Regions from separate parts of the Homo sapiens genome. Here region 1 is linked to region 2. The links are chromatin contacts, found by Hi-C or POLR2A ChIA-PET in ENCODE. All regions are on one chromosome and are shown on one strand. Each heading gives the region's core, a stretch centred on a gene start or an enhancer-like site at or near the end of the contact. The rest is flanking DNA. Distances are from core to core; before and after follow the strand shown. Region 1 has its middle 36 kb from the start of DEFB108B. Region 2 holds the start of NADSYN1 (NAD synthetase 1).

Region 1 (7,404 bases), core at 4,670-7,169, 340 kb before region 2:
GGTTGGCCCTGATTTCTTCTTTGGAGTCTCTGAAACGCTTCCTGTCTTCTGTTCTTCACGCCCCATGCCCCTGCTAGCGTATTACTGTTCTGTGACTTCCCTGTGACCTCTGCAGTACTCCTTACCCTGCATTTGGTCTCCAGGTGTCACCTTTCTGCCATGTTCCTAACACTTTGATTCCTGTCTTGAAAAAAGCACCTGCTGCATCATAAACCCAGGGATGTGGCAGCTGCAGCCGGCTTGGCTTTTTGAGGAACCGAGTGTGTCCAGGGATGTGGCAGCTGCAGCGGGCTTGGCTTTGTGAGGAAACGAGTGTGTCCAGGGATGTGGCAGCTGCAGCGGGCTTGGCTTTGTGAGGAAACGAGTGTGTCCAGGGATGTGGCAGCTGCAGCGGGCTTGGCTTTGTGAGGAACCGAGTGTGTCCAGGGATGTGGCAGCTGCAGCGGGCTTGGCTTTGTGAGGAAACGAGTGTGTCCAGGGATGTGGCAGCTGCAGCGGGCTTGGCTTTGTGAGGAACCAAGTGTGTCCACGTTGGGGGAATGTCATACTTGATACACACGTTTTTATTTGCACAATGAAAATGCTATTTTTGGAGCCAGAATTTTCATGTCTGATTTATGGTGATTTTCTTAAGAACCAGAACTGCTGGCAGAAAGGGGGAACCCACATGCTTAGATAGCCGATGTCTTATTAGAGCGCAGTTTGTGGTTCCTGATTTGGAATTTAACATTCTCCAAACATTCCAGTCCAATGAAAGTTTTATCCGCTTTCCCATATAAAAATTCTTCCCACGAGAGTGACTTAATTCTCACAATCCCGTTGGAGTCATGTGTGAGTCCTACAGTGTGAGGTTCAGCTTTGCCATCTCCAAGTGCTCTCTGTAGGGAAACAGTTTCTGGTCATGATGAGCTTCCGCTTCCCATCTGATCCCAGTCCAGCCTGGAAACAGAGCACGTGTTTGAGGATGGCGGTGTTTGGGGACAGGACATGAGCGTATTGTGTGGGGCTGCTAGGACAGGCCTGGCGGGGTGGGGGGTGTCTAAGTCAGTATACTTTGTTCACAGGTTCCCAGGCCCACCCAGGTACCTAGAATTGGCCTCCAGGATGGGACCAGAAATCTGGTTTTGCATAGAAATGGCTAGCAGCAGGCACCATGCTGCTGTCCACTCTCTGCCTGTGTCTGCCCCAGCACTTGGCACAGCAGGACAGAAGCAGAGATCTGAACCCACATCTACCTGGCTGCTTAGTCAGTCCACTCTTCACAAAGCTTAGAAAGTGGCCGGGCACAGTGGCTCATGCCTGTAATCCCAACACTTTGGGAGGCCAACGCCGGCGGATCACTTGAGGTCAGGTGTTCGAGACCAGCCTGGCCAACGTGGTGGAACTCCATCTCTACAAAAATACAAAAATTAGCCAGGCACGATGGCGGGTGCCTGTAATCCCAGCTACTTGGGAGGCTGAGGCAGGAGAATTGCTTGAACCCAGGAGGCGGAGGTTGCAGTGAGCCGAGATTGTGCCACTGCACTCCAGCCTGAGTGACAGAGTGAGACTCTATCTCAAAACACACACACACACACACACACACACACACACACACACACACACACACACACAGAGCTTAGAAGGGGCTGGTGTTCTTATAAGCACAGATGTCTGAAGAGCCATTATCCAGAATGATTCTTTTTTTTTTTTTTTTGAGCTACGATCTTGTTCTTTCACCCAGGCTGGAGTGCAGTGGCACAGTCATTGCTCACCACAGCCTCGACTCCTGGGCTCTAGCAATCCTCCCACTTCCTGAGTAGCTGGGATGACAGGTGCATGCCACCATGCCAGTAATTTTTTTATTTTGTAGAGATGGGGTCCTGAACGCATGGCCTCAAGTGATGCTCCTGCCTTAGCCTCTTTTATTATTATTTTTTAGATGGAGTTTTACTCTGTTCCCCAGCTGGAGTGCAGTGGCGCAATCTCAGCTCACTGCAACGCCTCCCAGGTTCAAGTGATTCTCCTGCCTCAGCCTCCTGAGTAGCTGGGATTATAGGCGTGCACCACCACGCCTGGCTAATTTTTGGGTGTTTAGTAGAGATGGGGTTTCACCGTGTTGGCCAGGCTGGTCTTGAACTCTTGACCTCAGGTGATCTGCTCACCTCAGCTTCCCAAAGCCTCAGCCTCTTACAGTGTTGGGATTACAGGCATGAGACACTGTGACCCGGGATGATTTTCAATCACGGTTTTTTGTTACGAGTGGAAAATGCGTATTTATAAAAATGAAGTAGTATAGACATGAACATGTAGCAATCTCTATAATCCTGCCATCCAAGGATGGCACCTGTTAACGTGTATATCAACGATGTCCAATCTTTTGGCCTACATGCGCCACATTGGAAGAAGAAGAATCGCCTTGGGCCACACATAAAATACACTAATGCTAGCAATAGCTGATGAGCTAAAAGAAAAAAATCACAAAAAAATCTCATATTGTTTTAAGAAAGTTTACAGATTTGTGTAGGGCCACAGGTTGGACAAGCCTGCTATATATATGTTCTAGGTTTTCTCCTATAGGTATACTTATGTGAAAATGATTATTGTGATAATTTTTTTTTGAGATGAAGTCTTGCTATGTTGCTCAAGGTGGCCACAAACTCCTGGGCTTAAGCCATCCTCCCACCTCAGCCTCCTGAGTAGTTGGAATATAGGTACTCATAACCACGTGTGGGTGATTATTATTAGTTTTTAAACAAAAATGGGGCTGGGTGCAGTAGCTCACGCCCGTATTCCTAACACTTTGGGATGCTGAGGCAGCAGATCACTTGAGGTCAGGAGTTCAAGATCAGCCTGGCCAACATGGCGAAACCTCAACTCTAGAAACAATACAAAAATTAGCCAGGCGTGGTAGCACGCACCTGTAGTCCCAGCTACTCAGGAGGCTGAGATGAGAGGATAGCTTGAACCTGGGAGGTGGGAGGTTGCAGTGGGCCGAGATGGCACCACTGCACTCCAGCCTGGGCAATACAAGGCCAGACTCTGTCTCAAAAAAAAAAAAAAAGGTTGGTGGGGGCTTATACTATGTGTGCTGCTTGGCACTGTTTTTTTCACTTAAAAGATATGGCAGGTTTTTTTTCACGTAAGTATCTGAAGAAAGACTTCCTTTTTTTTTTTTTTTTTTTTTTTTTTTGCTTTTTTGCTTTTTTGAGACAGGGTCTTGCTCTGTTGCCCACGCTGGAGTGCAGTGGTGAGATCAGGGCTCACTGCAGCCTCCACCTCGTGGGCTCAAGCCATCCTCCCACCTCAGCTTCCCAAGTAGCTGGGACTACGGGCGTGTGCAACCACATCTGGCTAGTTTCTGTAAGTTTTGTGAAGATGGGGTCCCACTATGTGGCCCAGGTTGGTCTTGAACACCTGGGGTCAAGTAGTCCTCCTACCTTAGCCACCTAAAGTGCTGGGATGACAGGCCTGAGCCCCGCGCCCGGCCAGCCTCCTGTGTGAGGTTGTGCAGGACTCTGTCGTGGAACCCAGTATGTCTTCGTGTCCTGGCTTGTTTGTTGGCTCTGTAGTTAACGGGCTGCCCCACGTGGACAGGCACTGGCTTGTCCGTGTCTCTGTGTGCAGGCAGAGGCTGCTGCGGGTACATCTGTGCACATGGCTGCCAGGAGGGGCTGTGCTCAGGGGGAGCTGGGGCAAAGGCTGGTGGCAATGGGGGGCTTGGGTGTAGAGTGGAGGCACAAGAGCCAGGTGGCCGGGCAGCAGTCTGTGGGAGCTCGGGGGTTGCTTGTCCTCTGTGTGTCCTAGTGTCTTTGTCGGTGAGATGGGACAATGATATCACACTCTCACAGGTGCGGGGGCTGACAAATGTCAGGTCTGAGGACAGTGGCTGGCCCACTACGGGGCCAGTTCCCCTTCTCTATAGTCACCCTGCTCATCTTCCATTGACTGGGTGCTCAGGACAGTGGCGTGGTGGATCCGCCTGTACAGCCTGTGCTCCAGCGTCCTGCAGGCCACAGCTGTGTCCAAACCTGACCCCGACTGCCCCTCCTGCCACCTCTATTTTATAGATGAGGAAACCGAGGCCCAAGGGCTTAGGGAACCCTGCTCTGAAGCACACAGTAGGGCTGCTGGGCTCAGATCCTCCCTCCCTGTGCTGAGCTGCCCTCCTCCTGCCACAATCCCCCCACGACCCGAGCCCACCCTTCTCACCGGCCTCTGCCCTAGTTCCCCGCATGGTGTGGGAGTGTGGGGCATCCTAGCTTTTCCCCGGCCCCCAGTTCTTTCACTTCCACTGGAGTCCTGTAGGGACAGCTTGGGGACCATGCAGGCCCGGGTGGGCGTGGGGGCTCACATAGCTCGGTGGTGAACAGCTGGCACATCTCTGGGTTGCAGACGGTAAGGGCCATGTAGAATTGAGGAGCCCGCTGGTGCTCCCGGCAGGCAGCCAGCCTCCGCAGGACCCCGACCAGCGACACGATGGCTTCTGGGCAATACAGCACGTCTACGGTGAAAGCTTCAGGTTACTGAAAGGGACCAGCGGACAGTTCCAGGTCATGCTGACCTCAGCAGAAGGGCGAGGCCAGAGAGGCAGCGGTCATATGAGACTAGTAGATGCCATTTGATCATTTGGGCCATTAGATGGAAAGGCAATTACTTGGGTGAAAAAGGAGAACCCTTAATAGAGAAAGCTGCAAAAGACTGAAGCAAAAGAAAAAAATCTCCAGACTCACTGGTGTTCCTTAAAAAACGTGCTCTGGTTCTCGGCCTATCTAGAGGGCTGTGAATGACACAAAGCCTGACCCTGCGATGAACTTCGTGTTTCAGGTGTCTGCGGATTTGTCTGCTGGCTTGCAGGGGTGGGCCTGTGTCCCTGGCCACTGCTGGACCTGTGATTTTCAGGGCTGGGACCCAGGACCACAGGCAGAGCTCTGTTCGACCAGAGAGGAGACTGAGCGTGCTGGCAGGGGTGAGGGGTTTTCCGTGGCCCAGCCAAACACCACCTTCTCTCAAGGGCCCTGTCCTTATCCCAGAAGTGGTTGTTTTCCTCCTGTGGTCTCTGAAACACACAGGCATGGCTCTGGGACAGAGCCATGTGGTGACGACTGTAACGGGAGTATGCCTGTCTCCAACAAGAGGGCTGTGGCTTGAAGGTCAGCTTAAGAGGCACCCCTGTCCTTTGATGTCACCCTGGAGGCCCAGAGTAACTCTTCTGGAAGCCCCATCATGTCCATGCCCAACAGCATCCATTGTTCCCTTTTCCCAGAGCCAAGAGCTGGTTAGAGCTGCAAGGACACCGCCTGCACAGGATGCCCGGGGCTGGGCATTACCTGCTGCAATGACAACATCTGGCTGGATGGCAGAGAGCTGACAGACCGTCGCGACGTCCCAGTCCAGCTGGGCCACTGTCACCCTGGGGCTGTCTAAGTTGGCAGTGATATCTGCACCTAATGAGAGGCCATTGAGAAGGACATTCCCTCAGAGCTGCTAGAGGACCCAGCTGTGACAGTCCCTGAAGATGTATGCCCGGGGGTGGCACATCTTGCAGATGGCCAGGCCTGTGAGGCCAGCACCACTGCCAAGCTCTAGGACAGTCCTGGTGGGAGGAAAGGGGGTCATGTCTGCGACTGCACCAGGGTAAGCCTGCCTCGGTGCCCTGCCCTGTGCCCTGAGGTCACCTATCAGTGAAGGCTGCTGGGTTCTCGATGGCCCATTCTGCAAGGTAGAGGGCGGCATCCCATGTGACCAGGACTGTGATGCCGTGGGAGATGATGGCTGTGCTCTTGGAGAGTGTGACTGAGCCTCCCGAGGGCAGCACCAAGAGAAGGCGAGAGAGTCAGTCCAGCGATCAGAAGGCAAGTGGCTTAGAAGACAAGCAGCCATCCACCACATGGCTGAATAAACCATGACAGGACAAATCGCCACTCAGCAATGAGAAGCAGCTAACTGTTGACATGCCAACAGCTTGCACAGGCCTCAAGGGTGTCACGTGGCATGAAAGACACTCATCTCAGGCCACACAGGATTCCATTCATTGAACATTCCTGAGACAATGGAATTCTGGCGATGGAGCACAGGTCAGTTGTGGCCAGGGGCCGGGTGTGGCTATGAAGGGGTGGCTGCCTTGTGATGATTCAATATGCTATGTTTTTCCTTTGTGGTTTTCTGTATCTATGTTTTATCTTATTTTTTTTGAGCTCTGTTCCCCAGGCTGGAGTCAGTGGCACAATCTTGGCTCACTGCAACCTCTGCCTCCTGGGTTCAAGCAATTCTCCTGCCTCAGCTGCCCAAGTAGGTGCGACTACAGGCATGTGTCACCATGTCTGGCTAATTTTTCTACTTCTTTTTGACAGTTTCACTCTCGTTGCCCAGGTGGGAGTGCAATAGCGCGATCTTGGCTCACTACAACCTCCACCTCCTGGGTTCAAGAGATTCTCCTGCCTCATCCTCCTGAGTAGCTGGGATTACAGGCGCCCACTACCACACCAAGCTAATTTTTGTATTTTTAGTAAAGGCAGAGTTTCACCATGTTGGCCAGGCTGGTCTCAAACTCCTGATCTCAGGTGATCCACCCGCCTCAGCCTCCCAAAGTGCTGGGATTACAGGCATGAGCCACCACGCCCGGCCTAATTTTTGTATTTTTAGTAGAGACAGGGTTTCACCATATTGGCCAGGCTGGTCTTGAACTCCTGACCTCGGATCCACCCGCCTCAGCCTCCCAAAGTGCTGGGATTACAGGTGTGAGCCACCACACCCGGACCTGTCAACTATTCTTTGAGGACTGGGCACCAGGTCCTTGTGAAGCAGGTAGAGTGTGTCACCTATTGGACAAATGCCTCACAACCCTATAAGACATGCTGTTGTTGTTGAAGTGCTTGATTTACAGACAGGGAAACTGAGGCTAAAGAAGGTTGACGAACCTCATGTCTAAGACTGCAGACTGGGTGAGTCAGGATTTGAACCCACACCCACGTTTTCACTTTGTCTGTGCGGGAAGGGTATCTGGGCTGTGAGGGGGAGGAGGGTGTCCTTCTCATACCAGCAAATAGCTCCGGTGGCCCTGGGTGGACTCCTTGGCCATCAGGGTCTCCACCAGCACCTCGTACAGCTCATCCAAAGGCTCTGTGTGGACAGCCTCGTGCTGGGGGCAGACAGAGTGAGAGCTTGTTTGCTTTCGTTCTAATCTGTAAAAATGGCCAGATGATTTTCACCAAGTTTGGAGGGGAGATATGGGATAGAATGGTGTAATACCGGCCAGCTGCCATATAAAATATTCACTTCGTTGGGCGTGGTGGTGTGTGCCGAATAGTCCCAGCTACTCTAGAGGCTGACATGGGAGGACTGCTTGAGCCCAGGAGTTCAAGGACAGCCTGGGCAAGAGACCTTGTCTCTAAAAAAAAAATTCACTTGGTAGGGAAACCTGGA
Region 2 (6,447 bases), core at 2,134-4,633:
GCATCTGGGCAACATCAGGCCAGGGGGACTGGGCTGTCACCACTGCAGCTCCTCCAGGGCAAGCAGCAGACAGGACATGAGGATCAGGCCCCCGGACCAGCCCAGGAGAGGTCAGGCTCACGAGACGATCAGGCCTTGAGTCCAGCCCAGGAGAAGATCCGGCCACGGGGCCAGGAGAGGATCGAAGCTTTGTGATATCAGACAGCCCAGAACCCTAGATCCCTTGGCACTTAGGTGAAGAATTTCTTAAAGAATCAATCAAATGAAGACAAATTAAAGAACAAAGTAAACATTCTTGGATATTATGGGAGAAACAGCCCTATTTGAAGGTGGTATTCTAAGGAGAGAAATCAATCTAATGAAGGAAAGAAACTTGGAAGGACTTAGAGAAAGATGCCTCTGGACTCACACAAAACCTCCTAAGAGAAGACAGTTCCTGCTTACTCTAAGTCCAGAAGCAAGAACACACACTAAGGCAGGGGACAAAGACTGAAGAGGAACTTCCAGATCCCACAACGGGTCAGAGGCCTAAAGACCAACGGGAAACTAGCAGAGCACAGATGGCAGCTGACATCCAAAATGAGAAAGGACTATCGCTTACAAGAGACTTACAACGTGGCTACTCATTGTTTTGTTTTCATTTTTGTTTTTGTTTTTGAAGGGACAAGAAGGGAAATAAGCAATCAGTTTTCCTGATTTTTACAAAAAGGCATATAAGAAACGATAACCTATGCTTGCTTGTGGAAAGATTCTGAGATCACGGAATGAAAACCTGGGAATATGTCTTGGTCCTTCAGCCTGCTATAACAAAACACCTTGGACTGGGTAATTAATAAACAGCAGAAATGTATTGCTCACAGTTCTGGAGGCTGGGAAGCCCACGATCAAGGTGCTGGCAGATTTGGTATCTGGTAAGGACTGGTTGTCTCCTTCTCTGTGTCCTCACATGGTAGAAGGGGCCAACAAGCTCCTTTGGGCCTCTCTTGTAAGAGCACTAATCCCATTCATGCAGGCTCCACTCTCATGCCCTCATGACCCAATCACCTGCCAAAGGCCTCATCTCTTAATTCCATCATCTGGGGGTTAGGTTTCAACATATGAATTTTGTGGGGACGCAAACATTCAGACCACAGCAAAAGGGCAGTGGTAACACAGAAGCAGCCCAACTTTGAAACTGGCCTTCATCTGGTAAAAGTCAGTTCTTTTAATTACTCAACATGGGAATCTAGACTTATTCAGCCTCCCTGGGCCTGCCCTTGCTCAGGTGTTCAATGGCATTAACCAGGCCCAACAGTGGGTGTGGCGTGTCCACAGCTCTCAGGACTGTCCCTGCTCCTTCCTTGCCTTCTCAGCTGGGGAAAACTGATGCTGGTATCGCTAGCTGACGACCCCAGGGTGTCTGTGTCTGTTCTCACCATATTTCCAGCTCTGGTCCAAGCCTGTATCTTGCTCCTCTGTTTTTGGCAATTTCAATACCTGTAAGTACAGAGAGAAAAAGAAAATGGAGCAATTTCAGCACCTATACACTCAAAGACAGATGAAACAACCTGCTGCAGTAGGTAGGATAAAAAAAAAAACAAACAACAAACAAAAATGCTCTGTGCCTTCCCAGACGGGATGCAGTCAGGCTTCCTGTTGACAGCATGGCAGCAGAGGGCAGCATACACCTGTATACACCTGTATACACGAGTACGCCTGCACCTGCTTATACTTGCATATACCTGCTTATATCTGCAGGAAATGAGAAACAGGGAGGGCTTGCAGGTCTGACCCTTAGCACCATGGAGGAGGCGGAGGAAGAGGAAGAAGTCAGACCCTGGTAGTTTATTAACAAGGAAATGCCCAACACCATCTAGAGGAAAAAGGACTTAGAGGATTACGATCCAGCAGTGGTGCCACTGTCAGGCACCATCGGCTTACTGGTCTTGGGCAGCAGCTTCCAACAAGCACCTAGGGAGGAGAGGCTGGCAGAGTGGAAACTTAGTTTTGGCCAAGCCTTCTTCAGTTCAACTAGATTTGCTCTGAGCAAATGAGGTGAAAGCAGGTTGATATTTAAAAAATAAAAATAAAAAACCACTGGCTGCGGTGGCTCATGCCTGGAATCCCAGCACTTTGGGAGGCCAAGGCAGGTGGATCACTTGAGGTCAGGAGTTCGAGGCCAGCATGGCCACCATGGTGAAACCTTGTCTCTACTAAAAATACAGAAATTGGCCATGCATGGTGGCAGACGCCTGTAATCCCAGCTACTCAGGAGGCTGAGGCAGGAGAATCGCTTGAGCCCAGGAGGCAGAGACTGCAGTGAGCCAAGATGACACCACTGCACTCCAGCCAGGGCAACAGAGTGACAGTCCATGTCAAATAATAATAATCATAATAATAATCCAGGGCACATACTGATTAGATGCCATCTCTTGAAACATTCTGTTTCTATTGTTCCTGGCAAAGGCTCTTGCAGTCAGCAGACCAGTGCAAGACAAGCTGCAACCTGACTACACCTGCAGGCTTGCCCATTTAGGTGCAGGTGTAATAGTTTAACTTTTCATCCTCCACGGTGCGTCCATATGAACGAAAATTAGATGGTGACCTTTCAACAACCACACCCTATCTTCGAGGCCACCACGCCCGGCTGATTTTTGTATTTTTAGTAGAGACGGTGTTTCACCATGATGGCCAGGCTGGTCTTGAACTCCTGACCTCAGGTGACTTCCACCCCCTCCGGCCCCCCCAAAATGCTGGGATGACAGGCGTCTTTTTCTACTTCCCTTTCTGGGACGCCTTCTCCCACCAGGAAGGCCCACGGGGACCAGAGACCATCAATCTCTGGCCTCTGCACACCATCCCCGCCAGTGCGCAGCCATTCTGTTCAACTTAGATATCTCCGAGAATGGGCAGCTCAGTCCCAACCACGGGACCCCAGAGATATCAGAACACGGGTCCATCCCCAGGCCTCCCGCCTAAGCCGCCAGACTTTTCTTAACCGTGCCTTGTATATCGCTCGTCCCCGGGAACTATAAACACTCACTTCCCGACGAGGACCTGAGCACGTACCACTGGCGGGGTCATTGCCCATTATCTCACCTGATCCCATGCCCAGGGCCGAGAGTTTCCCAGGGCAAGGCTGTGAGCACGCCACGGGCAAGCCTGGGCCCAGCCACGGTGCCCGTGCGCCACCCCAAACCGGTGCCCCCGCCGCCCCAGACTCACTCTTTAAAATTCTTTGCAAATTGCCCTCGAAGTCCAGGGCCCACTGGTTGAGTGCGCAGGTGGCCACGGTCACCTTCCGGCCCATCCTGGCCGCAGTCGCTTGGGCAGGAGGCCAGCGGGGGACAGCAAGACCAGGGTCCCAGCGAGGTAGGCGGCTGGGACGCCGGACCTTCCGGGTTGCCCGGCCCCGCCCCCTCCCCGCCCATCCGTTGAGGCTCCGGCCAAGGAGGACTGCGGCGTCAGGCCCTGCCTACGGATCGCCCCGCCCCGTCTGAGGAGCTCACGACCGCGCCTGCGCAGCGAGGTGGCCTCAGCGTTCACGGCACCGCGAAGGGCCCCGCCCCCGCCCCGGCTCCACCCACGTCCCAGGCCCCGGCCCCGGCCCGGCCCTTGCGGGCAAACCCGTTCAGGTGCACAGGTGCAGGGGGCTCACCGCCCAGCTGCAGCACCCCTCTATTTTATCCCACACCGCCACCCCACATCCAGCTTAGCCATGTTTTATTTTAATACGGCATGAAACGTTCCAAATACACCAAAAGTGGAGAGTACGGTAGGAGCGCTCCATCGTGCCCGCGGGACAGCAGACGATAGCAATCGATTCTCCGTGCTGGGAATCCCGCCACCCTGGGCGGATGGCGCTGAATTCTTGGGAACCCTCTCCTGCCCCTTTCACTCCTGTACCACGTGTGTAAGTAGCTCAGGTAGCGCACTGTTTGCCTTTTCTGAAACTACAGGAACTGCACTTGAATGTGCTTCTGCAACTTGATTTTTTCCCCTGTAATATGAGATACGTTCTTTTAATTATTTTTCTGCAGTTTGGTATTCCATAGTGGCAGTAAAGCAGGTTTATTCAATAGCGGATGGGCATTGACGTTATTAGCAGCGTTTTGCCAACAGACGCACGCACACAGGCACTGCTGCAATTTCCTTTCCGGCAAGGTTTCCTTCGTGACCTCGTTCCGCCAGTTCCTGCAGCAGCTTTGCAGAGTAGTAGGGTTCGTGCTGTTTGACTTTACTAAATATTGCCAAGTCTCTTCTCCAGGGCGCTTGCACCGATTCACTACCAGCGGTTTCTCACTTTTTATTTTTTCACATTTCCTCTTTAGTCCACCCACGGTAGAATCCATTTTTCCCCCATATAAATAACTGCCTCATCATCGTTGCTTGAAGAGGCCATCCTTCCTTCTGTCATTCATGTTAGTTTAAAAACACACAATTCACAAATTTGGAAAAAGAGAAGGCTTTATTTCTTGTAAACGGTCGTAGCCTGCAAGGTGGCGGCCATCTGTCTGAGGCTGGGAATCTGTCTCCAGCCAAGGCCAGAGACAGGCACGTCCAAGGAGGAGGGGTTGGGGCAGGAGCGCTATGCTGAAGGGATTGGCTAAACATACATATTCAACAGGTAACAGGAGGAGCTATGAATATTCATGAAGGTGGTCCTGACACATGCCCTCTTATTGAGCAAAGCATGTAATATATGACCCATGTTCACTTTGGGGTGGAGACTTAACATTTACACATCTTACAATTAGGGCCTTTATGGCAAAACGTCTTTTCAGGACACAAAGGCATGCAGGTGCATCATCTCTCTCTATTAACGGGTCAGCTGGTCGGCATGGTCAGCTGGTCGGTGGTCTCTTATTAGGAGAAAGTCACTGAAATCAGTCTCTTGTCCAATCACAGCTGCTATGGCTGGTGAAACAGAGTCAGTTAGTTGGCACCTAGTGGAGCTGCAATTGTTTTAATATTCCCTATCCCAAGGCTAGTGTGTGTTTGGCTAATAGAGAAACAGAAAGCCTTGTGGCTCTTAGAATATAGTTTATTCTCTAAGTGTGGGTTGCCTGACTTACCCTCGCCTAGCATGGCTTTGGGTCCTGTTTATAATTTGGTATCTTATTGCCACAGAGTCCGTTCTGTCAGTCTTACGATCTCTGTTTTAACATGAATGCCGGCCAGTTGTGGTGTCCAAACTCTGAAACAGGGGGCTATTACCAGGCGCATCTGACCTCCCATCCCATCATGTCTGGGAATTCAGTGTTGAGGTTTTTCTGGTGTCCCCTTGGTCAGGAGAAGGTCCCTTTGGTCAATGGGGGGCTTAGGATTTTATTTTTACCTTATGTACATATACCCGTTTTCACATTTTGAATCACTTTTTTTCCTGTCTATAAAGTAGTGCTTGTTCATGACAATTTGGAAACTCCACAAAAGCACCAGAATGTTATACATGCTAACTTATTTAATCCTCACAGTAGTTTTCATGCTTCTGAAATCCACACGATCTGCTCAAATTATCTCCTGCCAACAATGGCTGATGCCAGGCCTGGGCAGAGAAGGGGAGGATCCTTGAACATCTGGTTGTCCCAGAAAATAAGTAAGTACTCAAAGGATGGTAGATACATGTCATATGAAAAAAGAAGCCAATTTGAAGGGGCTCCCGTTAGCTAAATACAGGACAATACAGTAAGGATCATAACTCGGTCAGCTAAATCCATTAGGGCATACTGATAAAAAATAAATCAAAGAGGAAATCCCTACAGAAGAATGCTTGCTAATAAATAATTTATTAATAAATGTTGAGGGAATGATAAAATTAGAAAATTAACACTTTGTCCCAAGAAATAAGGGATTCAGGCAAGATTCCTCATTAAATGCTAGTTCACTGGGTGAAAGGTCATTTGGGAACAGCATATTTACAGTCTCAAAGTATCACTGCACCAATTACTCATTAATAACAAAAGGAAAAATGGAGACTTCTGGCAGAAACCACGGAGCCCCACTATCAATCATGGAGCACAGTGATATGTTGTCTTAAAAAAGAAAATTTTAGGACTCTTGAAATTTATTAGGTCAACTTGGGCAACAGAGCAAGATCCTGTCTTTAAATAAATAAATAAAAATAAATAAATTTATTATGTCAAGAGGGAAGTTAAGTCCTAGAAACTGGGTCACATAGCATGTTTGTAATTTTGTCTTTTAGATTATAGGCTGTTTTTCTTTATCATTCATGTTTTATAAATGACTAGGAGAGACCACAGACCAGGCCTGCTCCCCTTTTAATTACTGATCTTTATTATAGATTGTCTCTTATTATCCCGTACTTAGACCAGACTCCTACATCTTCAGTGTAAAATGTTAAATATACCTTCCACCTAAAAAAGACCACCTCAGCTGGTCAGATTATAACTTTATGCATAAAAAGATGTTAAAATTCTGTTAAACTTCCCTAAAATTTGTCTACATAAA

The links. A loop is a pair of places that touch in the nucleus more often than their neighbours do. ChIA-PET counts read pairs that join two places held with the same protein, here RNA polymerase II (POLR2A). Pooled maps may share reads with other maps.
Region 1: a map of CD4-positive, alpha-beta T cell shows a loop between it and region 2 (8-fold over the local background). The contact joins the enhancer-like site here to the promoter of NADSYN1 in region 2. A Hi-C loop is called at or near these places in 13 of 168 maps with a recorded cell type or tissue (B cell, CD4-positive, alpha-beta T cell, CD4-positive, alpha-beta memory T cell and 8 more), 19 of 37 single-sample maps with no recorded cell type and 26 of 50 pooled maps. POLR2A ChIA-PET finds 5 or more read pairs at or near these places in 3 of 52 experiments (T-cell, activated B cell and activated naive CD4-positive, alpha-beta T cell).

Annotation. Positions count from the first base shown.
Region 1 is chr11:71,793,096-71,800,499 of GRCh38, reverse strand. It overlaps the pseudogene FAM86C1P and the pseudogene ALG1L9P. Among named protein-coding and RNA genes, the nearest start is that of DEFB108B, 36 kb to the left of the region's middle. Within about 2 kb of position 5,919, at least 3 of the 41 ENCODE cell types and tissues checked have a DNase peak (open chromatin) inside an H3K27ac peak, as active enhancers do.
Region 2 is chr11:71,450,139-71,456,585 of GRCh38, reverse strand. It overlaps NADSYN1 (NAD synthetase 1), which reads right to left and starts at 3,383. Exons shown (of 21, transcript NM_018161.5): 1 at 3,205-3,383; 2 at 1,416-1,476. The coding sequence starts at 3,289. DHCR7-DT (DHCR7 divergent transcript) reads right to left here. Exons shown (of 2, transcript NR_186309.1): 2 at 4,429-4,896. RefSeq lists enhancers at 2,226-2,725, 2,726-3,227, 4,465-4,544, 4,665-4,714 and a silencer at 3,285-3,654.